Regions from separate parts of the Mus musculus genome. Here all the other regions are linked to region 1. Evidence: chromatin contacts called from ENCODE POLR2A ChIA-PET data. All regions are on one chromosome and are shown on one strand. The core of a region is the stretch at or near the end of the contact, and the rest is flanking DNA. Distances in the headings are between cores, read along the strand shown.

The links. ChIA-PET counts read pairs that join two places held with the same protein, here RNA polymerase II (POLR2A).
Region 2: POLR2A ChIA-PET joins it to region 1 with 14 read pairs in embryonic stem cell. The contact joins the promoter of Tmem107 here to the promoter of Slc25a35 in region 1. POLR2A ChIA-PET finds 5 or more read pairs at or near these places in 3 of 5 experiments (Patski and embryonic stem cell).
Region 3: POLR2A ChIA-PET joins it to region 1 with 10 read pairs in Patski. The contact joins the promoter of Ndel1 here to the promoter of Slc25a35 in region 1. POLR2A ChIA-PET finds 5 or more read pairs at or near these places in 3 of 5 experiments (Patski and embryonic stem cell).

Annotation. Positions count from the first base shown.
Region 1 is chr11:68,966,523-68,970,367 of GRCm38, forward strand. It overlaps Slc25a35 (solute carrier family 25, member 35), which reads left to right and starts at 1,609. Exons shown (of 5, transcript NM_028048.2): 1 at 1,609-2,515. The coding sequence starts at 2,141.
Region 2 is chr11:69,068,276-69,072,169 of GRCm38, forward strand. It overlaps Tmem107 (transmembrane protein 107), which reads left to right and starts at 2,534. Exons shown (of 5, transcript NM_025838.2): 1 at 2,534-2,758; 2 at 2,949-3,016; 3 at 3,099-3,199. The coding sequence starts at 2,672.
Region 3 is chr11:68,850,883-68,854,998 of GRCm38, forward strand. It overlaps Ndel1 (nudE neurodevelopment protein 1 like 1), which reads right to left and starts at 2,253. Exons shown (of 9, transcript NM_023668.3): 1 at 2,060-2,253.

The sequences.
Region 1 (3,845 bases), core at 359-2,858:
TCTTGGGCATCTGGTATTAAAGACAGAAAGTGTCACCCAGTAATGCTGAATGTTAAGCACCCAGGGGGACTTAGTGAAAGAATGTGGGGGTCCACCTGCAGAGTTCTTCTGGTTCAGGGAGTTTCCAGTGAGACTGGATGTATTTCTAAGTTCTCAGGCACTACTGCTGCTATAGCCACCATACTTTTGAGAACCCTAGGCTTTAAGCTCAGGGTGTGAAGCCAAGTGTGGTGTCACCCAGTAGGGCAGCAGGCTGGAAATCTTCAGCACTCCACATGCTGAGGCAGGAGGATTTTGAGTTTGAGGCTCCTAAAGGCTACACACAGCAAAGTTGTCTGGCAAACAACCTAAGACTCAGATCTGCCTCTCTCCCACCCCCAAGCTTCTAGAGTTTCCAGTATCGTGAAGTAGGGAAATTAACCACTAGCTAAGAACAATAGGAATGTTTTTGAGGTATTCCTAAAAATAGGTATGTTTGAGGAACAAAGTAGAATGAGGCTGAATAGGGACAACTTGAAAAGCCATCAGAAGATGCTCAACCTGACCTGAACGTCACCAAAGAAAGCTGCGGGGACCTCGGGGAAGTGGGAAGAGTTCTGTCAACTCCAGACTTCCCAGTAAATTACTGAGCGTGTAACACAAGGGCAACCTCTCCTTTGGAGTATGTCCCACAGATATTATCTCATTTTACAAGGGGTTCCTGAGAAGATAAGAAACTTGCCCACGGTCATCTATATAGTAGGAAGGAAAATATAAACCGGAATTCAGCGCTAAGCAGGGTAGTTGACTCAGGTGAGCCCTCTGCTTCTTCCTGCCGCCCAAATGACGCCACCTAAACTCCTACCTTCTTTCTCCAAGCTTTCTCTTTAAGCTCTTTTCCAGCCTCCCCCCCCCCCGGGCTCTTTCATAATTATTCATACGAATGAAGCAAGGACAAGAAACAAGTCTGTTTCTGTAACCTAAGCCTCGCTGAGGAGGAGATGGAAATCCTTGTCTTGACCTGCCCGGCCTCCTCTAGGTCATTGTGACGATCAAGAGCTTAATAAGATCAAGGTTTTGTTTTTTTTTTTTTTTTTCCCCTGGCTGGCCTTCAGGCCTCCCTCCCTGGGCGCCCGCAGCTGGCCACACCCTGGTACTAGACCCTACAGTTTACTCGGCCTTAGGGGATGGGTGCTGTCCAGCAGGTGTGTACCATCGCCCCGGCGGGCGGGACTGCAGTTTCCGGACTATCCTGGCATCCGAACAGCGCTGGGCGTGTCTGCGGTCAGGCAAACCCCAAACAGAGATGACCTGGGATTGAGGACGATCGCAGAGAGCCCGCCACCCACAGGAGTCGCTGCCCAACCCTCCGCGCTCAGCCTCTGCATCCCGGCCCACCCCAGTTCCTGGACAGTGATTAACAAAAACAAAAACCAAAAACATCTCCCCGCCTCCGGCACCCTCCCAATGCCAGGCCTGGGAGCCGGGGCGAGGAGAGTTAACCCAACCCGTTTTAGTTGAGGCCGAGGGCCCGGCCGATGGCAGCGCCTCCCATTGGCTGCTGAGCCGGCTCTTCGCTGATTGGCTGAGGCGCTCGGCTGCAGCTCTTGGAGAGTCCCCATTGGCGCTGCGTTCCAAGGACCCGAGAGTGGCCGCCCGGCCTCTGCAGACTACCTCGGGTAAAGGTGCTCTAGCTCCCGCAGCTACTTTGCCACGCTTATTCTTAGCCGGAATCCTAACTTCTTTCACAACCCTCCTCTCGCTGTTGTCGAGCCACCTTCGGCTTTTCCCTCTGATTCTTTTTCTGTTGTTGCTTTTCTTTTTCCTGCTTCTCCAGCTACCATTTCGTAACTCCGTTTTCCTAAGATACGCTCTGGTACCCCCATCCTAGGCATTCCCACCTGCCAGCTTCTAACTTCTGCTCCTCCCTGATCTCAGTTCCCTTGTCAACAGGGCCTTGTTGCCATACCCTACTACACTCCTCTTTCTTTCCTTTTGCTACCTTCTGATCCCCAAACTCCCTCTAACCTCACTTGACTTCTTGACATTTGACCCAGACAATTTAGCTCTCTTAAATTTCTACCTGTTGCAGCCTGGGCTTCAAAGAGCCAGGTGTTGTTCATATCCATCCCTGCTTTCTGAAGCTGTTTCTACCTTTACCATGGACTTCTTAATGAGTGGTGTAGCAGCCTGTGGAGCCTGTGTGTTCACCAATCCCTTGGAGGTTGTGAAGACCAGAATGCAATTGCAGGGAGAACTGCAGGCCCCAGGCACCTACCAGCGCCACTACCGAAACGTCTTCCACGCCTTCTTCACCATTGGCAAGGTGGATGGCCTAGCTGCCCTGCAGAAGGGCCTGGGCCCTGCGCTCTTGTACCAGTTCTTGATGAATGGCATCCGACTGGGCACCTACGGGCTGGCAGAGTCTCGGGGTTACCTGCACACTAATGAAGGCACCCACAGTCCTGTCCGCAGCGCCGCAGCTGGGGCCCTTGCTGGGGTCATGGGAGCATATCTGGGAAGCCCAATCTACATGGTAAGAAGAGGGGTCTGTCTGGTCTGGGGCTTTCAGAAAAGACTTTTGGCAGAGGGTGGGAGCCTGCCCTTTACAAAGGCATTGGTGACAGGGTGCTGTGCCCCATAAGCAGAAAATGGCACAGGAAAATGCTGGCAAGCTTCAAGGCCTTCTGATCTGCCTTATACACAGACACCCAACAGACTCTGCAATGTGTTGATGAAGATTACAGACTTAGCGTAAGGAGAACTCCTTTGAGTTGGGGTGTCATTTGTTTGTTGAGGCAGGGTCTCCCTATATTGTAGTATCAACACTTGCTCTTGTAGCCCAGCCTGGCTTCTAACTACAGTCCACCCTGAGTCTTCTCAGTGCTTCAGTTAACAGGTATGCATCCTAGCGGTATGCATTCAACTGAACTTTGAATCACACTTCCTAGCACTCATTGTTGCCATGTTGATAAGACAGGAATAATTATAGACTCTTGTGAAGTTGCTGAGAGGACTGAAGGAGACACATGAGATGTACATATGAAGGGTTCATATAGATCCCGGCAGATGGTGGGCATCTGACAATATTCCTCTCTTCTCTTCTCTTCTCTTCTCTTCTCTTCTCTTCTCTTCTCTTCTCTTCTCTTCTCTTCTCCTCTCCTCTCCTCTCCTCTCCTCTCCTCTCCTCTCCTCTCCTCTCCTCTCCTCTCCTCTCCTCTCCTCTCTCTCTCTCTCCTCTCTCTCTCTCCCCTCTCCCCCTCTCCTCTCTCTCCTCTCTTTCCTCTCTCTCCTCTCTCTCCTTTCTCTCCCCTCTCTCTTTCCCTCTTTTCCCTTGATACAGGCAGAGCCTGGCTATATGACCCAGGCTAATGGGAAACTCACTAGGAACCCAAGCTGGCGTGAAGCTCTTGCTCCTCCTTGCCTGTGCCACCCAGATGCTCTGATTACCAATATGTGCCACCATGCCCAGTGCAGCTTTTACTGTCTTATTCCTGGGGCTGACTTTGTGTAGAAGGATGAGGAATCTGAGAAACAGGCGTCACGAAGTGTAGGTCAGGAAAGTCCCGGGCATCACAGAATTGTACACACTCTCACAACTTGCTCCTGTGAGTTATCAGATGGTGAAGGGCTGGAAGCCTGGATCCAGAGAGGGTTGGTGTCCTGCTCAAGGTCACACAGCTGTTCGTTACTGGGACTAGGCCAGGCTTAGTGAGCCAAGGAGATGATCTTACAGGAGCGCCAACTTGGTCTCACTCCTAGTGTATGAGATTTGAGGACAAAGGCATCTTCAAAAATCAGCTGAATTTGTGCCCTTAGGGTAGTCTTGACAGGGAGGCTGGTGGAGGTGGCAGCTGGAGATCTGA
Region 2 (3,894 bases), core at 1,284-3,783, 100 kb after region 1:
TGAGTTCGGGGGCCAGCCTGATCTACAAATGTGAATTCTAGGAAAGCTGGCAGTACATAGTGAGACACTGTCTCAAAAACAAAACAAAACAAAACAAAACAAAGCAAAAAAAAAAAAACCCAACCAAACAAAAATGGCTATCTTGAGGTACCTTAATTAAAATAATTAACAGTCTTATTTTTAAAGACTTTTTTGAGACAGGATTTCACTGTGTACCCTACAGACCTGTCTGCCTCTGCCTCCTGAGTGCTAGGACTGAAGCTGTGTACCACCATGCCTGGAGATTTATTTTAAATATTGTGTATGTGCATTGAGTGTGAGTCCTTGTGTGTGTTTGTGTGTGTGTATGTGTGTGTTGAGTGTGATTGTGTGTGGTGTGTTAAGTGTGAGTATGAGTGTATGTGTGAGTGTGTGTGCATGTGTGTGTTGAGTGTGTGTGTGTGTGTGTGTGTGTGTGTAGTTTCCAGAAGAGGGCACTGGATCTGGAGATACAAGAAGTTGTAAGCAGCACCATACGAGTGCTGGGAACTGAATTTAACAAGAGTATTCTGTGCTCTTTCTTTCAACAGAGGGTTTCTGTGTAGCCTTGGCTGTCCTGCTTTGTAGACCAGGCTGGCCTTGAACTCACAGAGATCTGTCTGCCTCTGCCTCCTGAGTGCTAGGATTAACACCTGGTGCAAGGATTAATCACTAAGCCATTTCTACATTTTTTTTTGTAGAGACATTTTAGTTTTTTCCTTTTATTGAGCTGACTATATAACCTAGCATGACCTTGAATTTCTAAACCTCTTTCCCCCACCTCCCAAATGCTGGGACTATAGGTGTTTCCCCCTATCCAGCTTAAGACTCAATTTTATATGAAAAAGTTATAGTTTCACCATATAGGAGCTTGAGTGGAGCTCAGTAGTAAAGTAATCATTTAGCGTGGTCCATACCCTGTGTTTGATCCCCAGTGCAGCCCACAGGCAGAAGCTTCAATAAGTAGGAGCTGAATATATAAGGACATTCAATGCTATAGATTATTCTTTGTGTTTTAGAATGCCATTCTCTGCGTTGATAATACTATAGGGTCTCAGAAGGGAAGATGGGAGGATGGCTCAGTGGAGGGTGCTTACCTACCTATATGTAAGAGGCCTGGAGCTTATCTCCAATACTGAAAAAAAAAATCAGGAAATTACATGATTACAATGCTGTTGTTTAAGTTACAAACCCTATACAAAACTTGCCAAGCATCTCACCTCAGTCTTTTATAATAAAAGGGGGCGAGGGGGGGGCAATTCTTTTGCCTGGTTTGGGATCTCAGGTTCAGTTAGACACCCCCCTACCCCCCGTTCATTTAGAAGACCTCCAGTCTGTCTTTCATGACCTTTAACTGGCTTAGGAAAGGGAACCCCATGTATTACTTTAGGGAGACAGAATCATTTCTTCTTCTTCTTCTTCTTCTTCTTCTTCTTCTTCCTCCTCCTCCTCCTCCTCCTCCTCCTCCACCTCCTTCCTCTCTCTCTCTGCCAATTCCTTGAAACAAAAATTTAAGAAGTATCTATTTTCAAAGCTTCCCTTTGATATTATTCTAGTATTATCTTTTAATTTAAAAAAATTATAGCACGCATTACCTCGCTGGGTTTTGTTCTTGTTTTGGCTGTTATCAATCTCCCCACCTAGAATATAACCTGGAGGGACTTTATCGAGGTACTCTCAGATTTGGGGCACAGTGCCTGGCATCTGGGAGACATCAAATATTTGTTGAATAGATGAAATCCCTCTGGTCCTGAGCCTTGTCTTTTGGGCTGGTTTAGAGGCACAAAGAAAAAGGAATGGAGGGACCAGAGAGTGCAAGTGGGATGGGAGGTCCATTGACATGGGACTTGATTGTGAACTGGAAAGTGCTGAGAACTTTCCGATTCTCCGATCTGCAGGGATTTCATCCGAAGCCCCAAATCGGTCACATCACCCTAAGAAGAGGTTCTTGGTCTGTAACTGAGCAATGTCCGGGGCCTAACAACTCAGAGCAAGAGTGAAATCGGTGGTGGGTCAGCGTCCCAGCCTAGGCTAAGCGCAAGCAGTTCCAGTCCCCCGCTCCATTCTTCACCCTTTCAGATCCCCTCGGTTCCCGAGGCAGTCACCTCACCCACATCCAATTTTAACCATCCCAAGGCTGCTCATTTCTGCACTCGGCAAATCTCTCATGACACGGAGACAAGTTATTTAGGAAGAAATTAGAGTCATTCTTCGGCAAAGTTTTGCTCTAGGGCGGAAGGGGGAGTCCTCTGACAACCAGGGGCTAGGGGACTTAGCCTGACCCTGGGACAAGCTCGGTGCATCAGCCTCTCCTCGTTCGTCCCCTCGACTCCTAGCGCCCAAGGCAGTGAGTGGGAAGCACAGGAGAAGGGAGGATTTGGTGGTTCTGGCTGCATCCTCTTGGGTCCATCAACGGCTCACGTACCGCGCCTATAGACGTTGGTAGAGGGAGCAGCACTATCGCGAGACTTCCGAAAGCAGCAGCGTGGCGCTTGCGGACGCAGTTACCATGGCAGCCGGGCGGCGCCCGAGCGCGCGGGAAGGACACTTAAGTAGAGAGGTCTGGCCTGCTTGCTCAGGGAGACTTGATGAGTGACCCACCCCAGACTTCCAACCTCAAAACCCACGGCCTCCACTCGAGGCCCCCGAGGCCATGGGTCGGATCTCCGGGCTCGTGCCCTCTCGGTTCCTGACGCTCTTGGCTCATCTGGTGGTTGTCATCACGTTGTTCTGGTCCCGGGTAAGACGCGGACAGGGCGCGCGTGCGCGTGCCCTCCTGGCCCTCCCATTCTCATCTTGGAGTGGACCCAGCTCAGCTCAGTCCACTCACACAGGGTCCGTTCGTTGCTCCGTTCCCCGGCCCCTTCCCAACTTGTCCCCGCAGCCCCATTCCTCTTTTGACATTTCTTTCTTTCTGCCCGGCTCGCCAGGAAAGCAACATCCAGGCTTGCCTGCCTCTCAAATTCACCCCGGAGGAATACGAAAAGCAGGACAACCAGTGAGCTCTTGGGGCGGGGTGAGAGTGCAGGGGTCTTCAACAGAATCCAGAAACCTTGGTCCAAGCCCTTTTCTCTCTGCAGGCTGGTAGCCGCGCTCTGTCTCACCCTGGGCCTCTTTGCAGTGGAGCTGGCTGGCTTCCTCTCAGGAGTCTCCATGTTCAATAGCACCCAGAGCCTCCTCTGTATCCTTTTTATTTGGCCATCGTCCTCAGGTGACTCATCCCAGTTACCACTCTTTCCACCTCTGTAGGCCTTTGGGGCACAAGTGTCTGCTCTACATGGTAAACCGAATCTCTCTCTAGGTGAGAGGTTTTAGACACTGTTGGGGAATTAATAGACTTCAAACATTCGTTAAATCCGGATGTGAGCCAGGTTCTGGCGATCCCTGGATGGGAGTAAAATCATTTTATCCCGTTTGAAGAGGTGGCAGACAAACATCTGTAAATCAGTGTGATTAAACAGTATGCTTGTAGGTGTGTGTAAAATACAAAGCACTATGGGAACTCAGAAGGGACCAAGAAAATAGAGCCCAGGTGTGGTTCTGCAAGCCTTTAATCCTAGTGCACGGGAGGCAGGGGCAGGTGAATTTTTTGGGTTTTTTTAAATCTTATTTTACTTATATATTTAGGTTATCTAAGACAGGGTTTCTCTATGTAGACCTAGGCTGTCCTGGAACTCAGTAGACCAGGCTGGCCTCGAACTCCGAAATCCACCTGCCTCTGCCTCCCAAGTGCTGGATTAAAGGCATGCACCACCACTGCCTGGCTTGTTTTGTTTTGTTTGTTTGTTTGTGTTTTTAAAAAGGTAGCTCTTTACTCTTGAATTGTGGACAAGGAAGACCAGGGCACTGGAGAAATCCCCAGTGTATCAGATCTGT
Region 3 (4,116 bases), core at 1,003-3,502, 110 kb before region 1:
GTTCTTTCCCTCCCATCACACGCTGTATCTGTTGCTTCCCGCCTGGCAGTACCCAGCTTTATCCCTACACCTATTCATCAACTTCATCCTTCTAAGAACCAGGTTCAAGTAACGAATGTGCTACCCTTGCAGGTGATCTCAAAACTGTGTGTGTGGAGTTTGCCTCCAGGTACTCGGAGAGGCTCACTGTCGCTTGAGATTACGTAAGTGGGGAAAGTTAGCCAATGTCAAATCTTTCACTGATTTAAAAAGTGCTCAAATGGCATATCTACAATCTTCTACAGCTGCAAGGCTAGCAGACAAGGACTTTCTGCTCCTCTCCATCTTCCTTAATTCTAGGTCTCACATGGAGTGTGAGTGTACAATTACAACTTCTGCAGCAGACATGCTCACACTCTACGACCTTTAGATGTGAACAACTGACAATTAGCTCACTGAAACTTTAAACAGTTATCATCTAACAGAGCTTACTGGCAAAGATACTCTGTACAGCACTAAGAAAATTAATTTTACATGACTATTAACATATATGCAGAATGAAATAGGCCTTATTTCTCTCCCTTATGAAGTGCCTAGAAAGTAATTTTAACTTAAGTCCTCAATCCTCAAGTCTATTTTAGCATGGTTTAAAATACGCATGAAAATAAATTTTGTTGGTCTCATAAAAGCATGTTCAGGTCTATTTTTTATTTCAAATGCTCTGGATCCAACTTCAATTCAATTCAAAACCAAGGCACTGCAGATTTAGCAACTTCTTCTAAGATTAAGTTTGTCTCTAACTGGAGCTAAAGGTTTTCTTTGTTCTTTATGTATTCCTACTCTAAGATTTTAACAACAATTCAGAAGAGATACCCCCAACTGGGTGTCCTTTGGTCTCTTTTGACTCCTTAACTTAATGATGAGCTTTGCCCTCTCAGCTTTCTGATTTGGCAGACATTACCCTACCTCTTAAGTGCAGTGAAAGCAACATAATTTTCAGACTAACAACCAGCCACTCATGAGCAAGCTTCAGGATAAGATTTTTCTAGTAACTGAGCTTTTGGGGGTTTTTTGTTTGTTGTTGTTGTTTGGTTTGGGGTTTTTTTGGTTTTTTTGGTCAATTTACTCGAAAATAAATAAGTCATCTAGTAACTTCTGGTATTATCTTTAACAAGTCCAATGTTCAGTCCTCTTTCCGGCTGAAGAAGTTAAAAAAAAAAAATCTCATGAAAACAGAAACCAGAACCCTGAGCTTAGAAAGGTAAATTGTAACCCAAGCTAAACTTCTCACCAGTTAGTGGAACCCAAATAAAAATCACTCAGTTGCCCCAACCTCCTGTACCTAGGTTCAATTTCCCCATCCAGCAAAAAGTGACTTACAGTATCCGTCGCAAGTACAAACAGCAAATGTTCTAAAATGTTTACAAACGCTACAGGAATGGGCCCGGGTAATGAAAAGGACCCTCACTCGCCTTAAACTTAAAAGTGTTAGTCACCTCATCGTTTCTCAGAGAAAAATAAGAAGCGAATCCAAGCAACCGGGGTCGGTTGGTTAGTGAGACTTTCCCCAACTCCAAAGAGGATGATTAGCAGTTCGGGGCAGGCAGTCACGAGACTGCCAGTCTCTGCCAACGCGGGCTGCTCCTGCTCTCGCCTCCCGCATCTGGGGCGCTGGGAAATCAAGATCCTGCCCGGCTCCTAACCACCCCGGCAGCTCCAGGGAATCAAGGATGGGTGGAGCGAGAAGCTGGGCGCGCCTCCGCCACCCCAACTGGGCCACTCCTCGAGCCGTCAGCGCCTCAGCCCCCGGTGCCACGTCCCGGCCTCCGTCCCTCCTCTGGAAGCCCGGGACTCGCTCTCCCGCAGGTGCCCCCGGTGGGCCACACCTCCGCCAGTAAGGAGGGGACAGTTAAAGCGGTTGGAACAGTTGTCTCGGTACGGGCCGCCCCAGAACCCAAGCCCGGCCTGGCCCAGCGGGCTGAGCCCCAGCCCGGCGGCGGTCAGGCAGGCTCCCCCGGGGCAGGCCTCGGCGCTGCCCGCCTGGCTCGAACCCCAGAGGCTGCGTCGCACGGGAGCTCACCGCCAATGTGTCAAAAGCGCATGTTCGCCGCCGCTCGGCCGACGTCTCTGCTCCGCTGGCCTGGCCAGGCCCGCCCAGCCGCTCAGCTCTGCTCCCTTCCGCAGCCCTGAGCTCCACTCCGCGTATCCCCGCACCGGGCTCCTCCCCGACACGTCAGGGGCTCCCTGGGTGTCGGAGGCCATTCTGTGACGCACGGGGGCGGAGTCAAGAGCATGCGCAGAAGCAGGCTGGCGTGCGGGGCGGAGCGGTGGGAGGCCAGAGTCACGTGGAGCCGACCTAGGCTTTGCGCGCTGACGTGAGATCTGCGACAGCGTCCTGCGCAGGCGCCGCCCCGGACCCCCGAAGGAGGTGGGTTTTTTAGCCCTGTGCTGTCTCCGGAAGCTGTGCTGCGCAGGAGAGTAGTTCCCTAGGCTAAAATGGGAAGCCAGTATAAAGCCAGTATAGAGTACTAGCTCACGAAGGAGACAGGAGAAATACACAACTGTCCTGGAACTAGAAACTTAAATTTAAAAAAGGCATTTGGGGAACAACTATAGGAACTTTAGCTGTCTCATGCTCAATGTAATTGTTATTTCAGTGCTGTTGGGATTGGTTTTGAAGTTTGAAGACAAAACAACATAGCATAAGACATATGCTGAGCCTAAGAAAGACAAGGTGAGCCCACGTATACGGTTGGGAAAGGTCAATATAAACAAAAAACGGTGCGAGATGGATTTTTAAGGAGAACCCAAACTGATGAGCAGAGGAAGATTACTGGGGTCTAGAGCGTCTTGAACTACACTATGAAGGATATAGGGTTTTTAAAAAGAGATTATGAGTTCACTGTGCGGTTTGTCGCGCCCGTAGTTGTACCAGTCACTGGGGTGCATTGCTTTGTCACAGTAACCCCACGTCACTCTCATTTACAAGTAAGAAATAGCAAGATGAAGTTCCCCAAGGTCACTCACCTACAGCGCAAATTCAAACTCAGAAGCTACACTGTTATCCACTACTACGCTGACAAGAAGGGAAACATAGGCTAGACCGTGGGGCTAAAGTGCCTTCCATACACTACTGTTAACCATCAACAACATTTGAAGCTGGAATCATTAGATCTATATTGTAACATAAGACTCAAAAAAAAAAAAAAAAAAGGTCTGCTTTACAGGCCAGTGGCCTGGAACAGCTTTGAAACTCAGTCTGGCTTCCCTACCTGAAACTCTGCTCAATCTAATCAGACTTAAGGCAGAGAAGTGATTAATGAAGGCTTTCCTATAGACCCGGTGCCAAGACAGGAACCGTCCCACCCAAACAGGAAAAGATAAAAAGGCCACAGCTTCTGTCCTGCCTCCTGGCTGAGGTGCTAAGAAACACACTGAGTCACCTAATGGCTGGCCAGGCCCTTCAGAAAACAGTGACATCATCTCCCAGGCTGCTGCCCCTCCCATTTGCTCTGCCCCTAGGACTGGCATCATCCCCTTCTTAATGAATGGGCTTAGCTTGGCAGAGCCCTCAGAAGCCAAAGGCCCTGCTCTGATCTTCGTTGGCCCAGAGGCTGGAATAGTACCCTAGAGTCAGCAAACTGCCCGACCTCCTTCCATTACACCAAATCCATGGGAAATAAATCAGTAAAGAAGATGACAGTCTCAAAAGGAAGCACAAGTTATAAAACTAGCATTGTAAGAGAAGAAAAGGTGAGAGCTGCTGTACCCTTCAAACTTTGTAAAGCATTCCAGGGCACTTCCCATAGGTTCCAGTACAAGGTCCTTTTTGGACTGACCCAGAAAGTTCAATGTAACAATCTCTGAGAACACGTGTAAATATCCCAACATCTTCTCTGCTACAAAATGCAAGAAACAGATCAAGTTCCACCCTTCCGATGGGTAAAGGGTGATCAGCTACTAAAAGAGAGATCTGGGTCCAAACTCCAGCTAGTGAGAATGCTGGACTTTGGCCCATCCCATACTCAAAAAAGGCAATTATTTTAGCTAAGGTTCTACTGCTGCAATGAAACACCATGACCGAAAAGCAAGTTGTTGAGGAAAGGGTTTATTCAGCTTCCACTTCCATATCACTGT